Regions from separate parts of the Homo sapiens genome. Here region 1 is linked to region 2. A link is a loop called in an ENCODE intact Hi-C map of the cell type or tissue named here. Cell type or tissue: breast epithelium. All regions are shown on one strand. Links, peaks and the distances in the headings refer to the core of each region. The heading gives the core; the rest is flanking DNA. Region 1 has its middle 16 kb from the start of LINC01808. Region 2 has its middle 120 kb from the start of MIR4757.

What was found. A loop is a pair of places that touch in the nucleus more often than their neighbours do. Peaks named below come from ENCODE experiments on the same cell type or tissue, not always from the same donor. Only the 100,000 strongest peaks of a DNase experiment are listed, where the experiment ranks them.
Region 1: a loop joins it to region 2, with 14 times the contacts of the local background. A loop is called at or near these places in 1 of 110 quality-filtered maps.

Annotation. Positions count from the first base shown.
Region 1 is chr2:19,451,244-19,454,066 of GRCh38, reverse strand. No RefSeq gene overlaps it. Among named protein-coding and RNA genes, the nearest start is that of LINC01808, 16 kb to the left of the region's middle. In breast epithelium, for the core only: no CTCF peak of the experiment used is centred there; no DNase peak of the experiment used is centred there.
Region 2 is chr2:19,227,359-19,230,181 of GRCh38, reverse strand. No RefSeq gene overlaps it. Among named protein-coding and RNA genes, the nearest start is that of MIR4757, 120 kb to the left of the region's middle. RefSeq lists enhancers at 1,020-1,566, 651-1,850. In breast epithelium, for the core only: no CTCF peak of the experiment used is centred there; a DNase peak (open chromatin) is centred at 1,231; H3K27ac peaks cover 611 bases.

The sequences.
Region 1 (2,823 bases), core at 242-2,741, 220 kb before region 2:
AGAGTGAGAGTTTTCCTTGAGAAAACAAACAAACAAAAAAGATTAAGCTAGATTTTGTAAAAAGTCCAACCATATACTGCTCAGAGGAGATGCACTTTAAATATAAGGAGGCAAAACTATTGAAAGTAAAAGTATGGAAAAGCTATATTAGGCAAACCAGTAGTATACTGGAGCCAGCTATTAAGGGCTTGAAAGGTTGTGAAACATTCAGAAATTTTGACTGTTAAAACTTTGTTTTAACATTTACACCACTGATGCAAACCTTAATCAAAAGAAAGATGATATGGCTACACTATTACCAATCTTCTCTAAGGCAAGAAGCATTATACAGATAAATCCATTTCTTACTGATAAAATGATTAATCCACTATTATAGTGTAACAATTTGAAATTTGCTTACACTTAATAACATACCTTCAAAAACAGCAAAATTTGATGGAATTTAAAGAACATGTGCTGAACGTGCAGGTTTGTTACATAGGTATACATGTGCCATGGTGGTTTTTTGCACCTATCAACCCATCATCTAGATTTTAAGACCTGCATGCATTAGGTATTTGTCCTAATGCTTTCCGTCCCCTTTCCCCCCACCTCCTGACCGGCCTCAGTGTGTGATGTTCCCCTCCCTGTGTCCATGTGTTCTCATTGTTCAACTCCCACTTATGAGTGAGAACAAGGACATATATGTAAATTCACAATCATGATGGAAGAGATCAATATATCTTTCTCAATAAATTATAAATATATTGGAAGAATTTCCTGCCTATATGACACAAAGTGGGAGTGTTAGAACTTTTTATTTGTTATCTTCAGACTTTAAGTCTGAAACAAAGATATCCCAAACAGAGGCCATCATTCCACCTGCTTTTAACTGTTTAGCAAAGGCAATCCTGGGTATTTGATACAGGTAATGGCTACTCACGCATGTATTCATAGTCAGTCAAACATTTATTCAAATCCAACCTGTGCCATTCTCTGTTTCAGCTGTTAATTATACCACCATAATGTCTTTGCTATGAAAAACTTGGTCTAATTTGAGATGTAGACATAAACAAGATATTGCAGAGCAAAGCACCAAATATTCCATTATCAGTTAAGATCTTTCCCATTGCAAATAATAAAAACCTTGACTCAGATTTTTTTAAATGTTATTCATCTGCAACTTTTGAATTTCTACAATCATAGAAAGTTAGACATAGATAGACAGGACATTTATAATCAACTAACCAGAGTGCTTTAATTTTAACATTAAATATAACACAGCATAGGGACTTATTTACATTCATAGAGCAAAGTAGTTGTAATGCCTGAGAGGATAACACCTTATTCTTTATTGAATGGTGCTCTTGTTACACCATATTGCACACCTTGTTTCCCTTTTGAGCCTATTCTGTTTTGAAGCAAAACTTGTAGTTTCTTCTCTAAAGCAAATAATCAGGGTAAAAAGATTATATAGATGATTATGCAAGATTTTATATGTACTTTTAAATTTTTCTTCATTCTAAAATCTTTATCCATTTATAATCAGGTGCAATTGAGAATTTTCAGGACAAATAATAATTCATTTATTTATTCAACCGTCACATATTTATTGGTATTTATGTGCAAGATACTTTGCTAAGCCCTTGGAATTTAAGAGTGACTTTATTGAGTGCATTATCTGAAAGGGGAAAAAATAAACACATCTCTACCATAATAGTGATAAATGCTGCCATAGAGGTATGTACTAAGTAAGTGTATATAGGAGGAGATACAATTTATTGAATAATCTTTTATGGTCAGAAGGCTTACAAAATATGGCAAATATATCACAAGCTTTATAGAAATAAATGTATATGAGCCTGGGTGCATGTATGTGTATGAGAATGTGGGTAATTAAAAATGGCTGAAGGTAACTTTGGCAGTGACATAAAAACTAGACTCAATGCTGTTCAAGTAAAAGTAATTACCAGATCACTGGGAAATAGGAGAAAGACAAAGGTAGTCTCTAGTCTATTAGTAGGGAAGACCAGAATAAAAGTACCAGTACAGCTTAGGTAGAAGCCTATTTATGTTAATTGATGGAGAGACCTACTGACACCATCTTTGGACAAGCAGGAGAATGGATTGTGGGACCCCGAATGCCCTTCTTGCCCTTAATACCTTCATGAAGCAAATGGGGGTAGTTCTCTCAGCATATTATATCATTTGATCCTGTTATTCTGACCAATAATGGTTGCAACTGAAGGTTAGTCCTCTGGCCAAAAACAACTTAATATACTGTTCTGTGTAGTAGGCACTAGCCACATGTGGCTATTGAACACTGAAAATGTGGCTACTGAGCACTGGAAATGTGGCTAATCTGAATTAAGTTATGGTCCAAGTATAAAATACACACAGGATTTCAAAGACTTAGTATATAAAAAAGAAGTAAAACATATTACTAATTTTTTTTTACTCAACACATGTTAAAATATAAATTTAGATATGCTGGGTTAGATGAAATGTTATTACAGTTAGTTCCACCTTTTTCAGTTTACTTTCTTAAAGTAGTTACTAGAAAATTAAAAATTACATATGTTGCTTGTAATTGTCACTGGCATTATATTTCTGTTGGACAGTGCTGCTGCTCTACAGGCTGGACCAACAGCTCGTTAGGAATTGTGGTACAACAACTGCCTGATAGAGGTGCCCCATGTTGAATGGTGACTGGTAACCAATCAGATTCTTTCTCTTGTGGGGGTGCGGTTGGCACACACACACACACACACACACACACACACACACACACACACACACCAGGAGAGCAGAGAAGAGAGGCATCAGAGAAAGAAGCTGCTTCAG
Region 2 (2,823 bases), core at 216-2,715:
TGAGAAGCAGAGACCCAAACCCAGGCCTAGCTGACCCCCAAATCCATGCCCTGAAACACTTTGCAATACTACCAAGTGCAGAGGGGCATTTGCGAAGATCAATCATGGGATACAGGTTTGCCCTGAGTGATGACATCGCACATTAATCAAACTTCACTTGGGGGCAGGAACTGGATTCTAAAAGCAACCTGAAGGCTGCCAGAACTCGGAAGACAGAGTCACCTTCAATCTTTATGAAGCCAAGGGCACCAACTGAGCAATCTGGAAAGGACTTTTCTAGTTATTTCAAAGCTTAAATATGTAATAAAATTCTTGAAAATAGGAAATGCCAACCCTTTGTTCATATAGCTGTATTTTAAAAAATTATCCTAAGGATAGATTGAGAGGTGTACACAAAGTGAAACATACCCATGGTCACTTCAGTGAACATTTATAGTATCAAGAAAGATGAAATGAAGCCAGTGATCAACAAGAAGTTTGCACAAATACATACACATATACACAGTGGGACGTTAAGCAGACACTAAGCCCGTATGTGGAAGAGTACGTACAGACGGAGGAAAGTTTTCTTGTGATATTGCTAAGGAAAAAGGCAGGCTACAAAACAGTATTTATTTTTATTTCTTAAAAAATATATTCACAGCTTAAAAAATGGACTTGGGCAAATGTAATATTCACTTGCCCGGAGTGGTAAGACTCCAGGTGACTTTTGTTTTCCCCTTTGTGATTTCCCACTGTCTCTAATCTTTCTGTAATGAGCATGTATTACGTTTGTAGTCAGAAAAAATGTCTAATAAACATCATGTATTAAAGAAGCCAAATCCTGTCCCTGTAGCACTCAGCTCAGGAGTTATGCTGCTTTGTGGCCTCAGTGTCATACAGGATCTCTAGCCTTACAGGATTTCAGAGACTTACCCTCTAAGCTTCTGTCCTGAGGGCTCTGGCACTGGCCCTGAGCAAGTGCATTGGGTTGGAAGATAAGCTGAGTGTCACCTCTCCTGGATACAGGTAGTTACCCTTCTCTGCAAAGCCAGGTGACGGATCTGATCTCATGTACCAGACCCATTTCCCCTGAAGAAACTTCTTCCCCAACCCAGTGGACTGCCTTGTAAAGGGTGTCCCTTGTCTCCACTGGGTGGGCGTCTTTGTGCTACGGGATGTGGTGATTGTCAGCCTTTCCAGGGACTTCCTCAGGTCTTCAGGCAGGAGGCACTAGGCAGGCTAGGACAAGCTTGTGCTTGCCTGAATTTGCCCTGGCAACACTCAGGGCTCGGCTTTGCTCCATTGTCATGCATAAATAGCAGATAATCCTTTCAGAAGTAGGCAGGATTTAAGTCTTATAGTCACCTACCCAGAGGGAGCCATTGGCAGTGCTCAGCCCTCTCTGTGCTGTCTTGCTTAGGATGTGAGGGTGTTGGTTAGATAGGCTCAGTGTTGTAACCAGCAGTCCATGGACTCAGTGATTCTGAAGGGCAGCTGCCTGTCAACCTTTAAAAACATGGTCATCCCACTCTGAGATGACAAGAGCCACTCCTCTAGGTGAGTCCCTTCTATTTGTCGACACCATCTGGTTGGTGCCTGACCCCAGGGGCACTGGCCAAAATGTGGGGCTAGTTTGTGCTCACTCTAGGAGCTGAGGAGAAAGGTGGGCACCCTGAGCTGGAGAAAGGCTGCTTTCACAGTACTATGCCTGGGAGGACAAAACCCTGGACAGATTCAAGTGCAACTGCTTTTGCTCCTCTGACCTTGTGACCTGAATGGGGAAAAGTGCCTCTGTGAGCATTGTCGGCGGGTGGTGCAGGGAGAGGGCAACATTCAAAGCTCTGCTGTGCATGTGTTCCCTTGGTTTTCTTGCCTTTCTTTCTCCCCCTTTGAAATGAAAAATAAAGCCACCTGTCAAAGCTGGTGATATGTTCAGACCTGTAACCCACACAGATTCAGGAAGACTTCAAAGTGGAAACTCCTCGGATCTGATTACATTTCATCACAGATGGTAAATTTATGCCCTGAGCCCCCACCTCTGCTCTGACTTCTGTACTTTAAGCTGGTGAATAGAATATACAGTGGTGTTGTTTGCAGACTAATGAGTTAAATGCCATTTATTCTCTTAAACTTTAGAGACTATCTGGATTTCAACAGAGATGAAAATGAGACTTAGCTTTTTTTGTAGATTCCGGGCTCTGAAAGACATTTGCCTATTAGAAGATAAAACATTCCCTATCAGGGTGTCTGCCAACTTGATAGCACTTTAACTTGTAAAAATGGAAATAAAAATAGTGCATAAGTCACAGGGCTGTTATGAGCAATCATTAAGTTATTATGTGCAAAGCACTAGGAATACCGCCTGAGACAAATTAAGTGTGGTATATGAGTGAGGTATTGTTTTCCTGAGGCATCAGATACAGATGAGGCTGGAAAAAGGAAGGTGAGTCTGTGTGCTGACGATGTATCTGTAACTGTGTATGCCCCCTGTCTAGTAAACTCCACTGGCAGCCACTCCAGGCACACCATGACCTGACTCCAACTTAGCAAAAGGAGAAAGCCCTATGTCACATGGCTTGCTTCTGCAGCAATTTTACTCCAGAAAACACTGTCATGTCGCCTCCTCAGAGAAGACCTACCCAACTTTTGCTGTCTGTTATCTCTGAACTTATATAACACACATATTCAGGGCCATGGAATTTGGTCTTGGGATTGGACTGACTAAAAAAGTGCTGTTATTTGACTTATCCTATGAGGCTCTTTTTACTGCTTCTATGAGAGGAGCCCATGGGGCTTCTCTGTTGTTGCACAGATCTGTCAACTTCTGATTGTTGTTCAAGG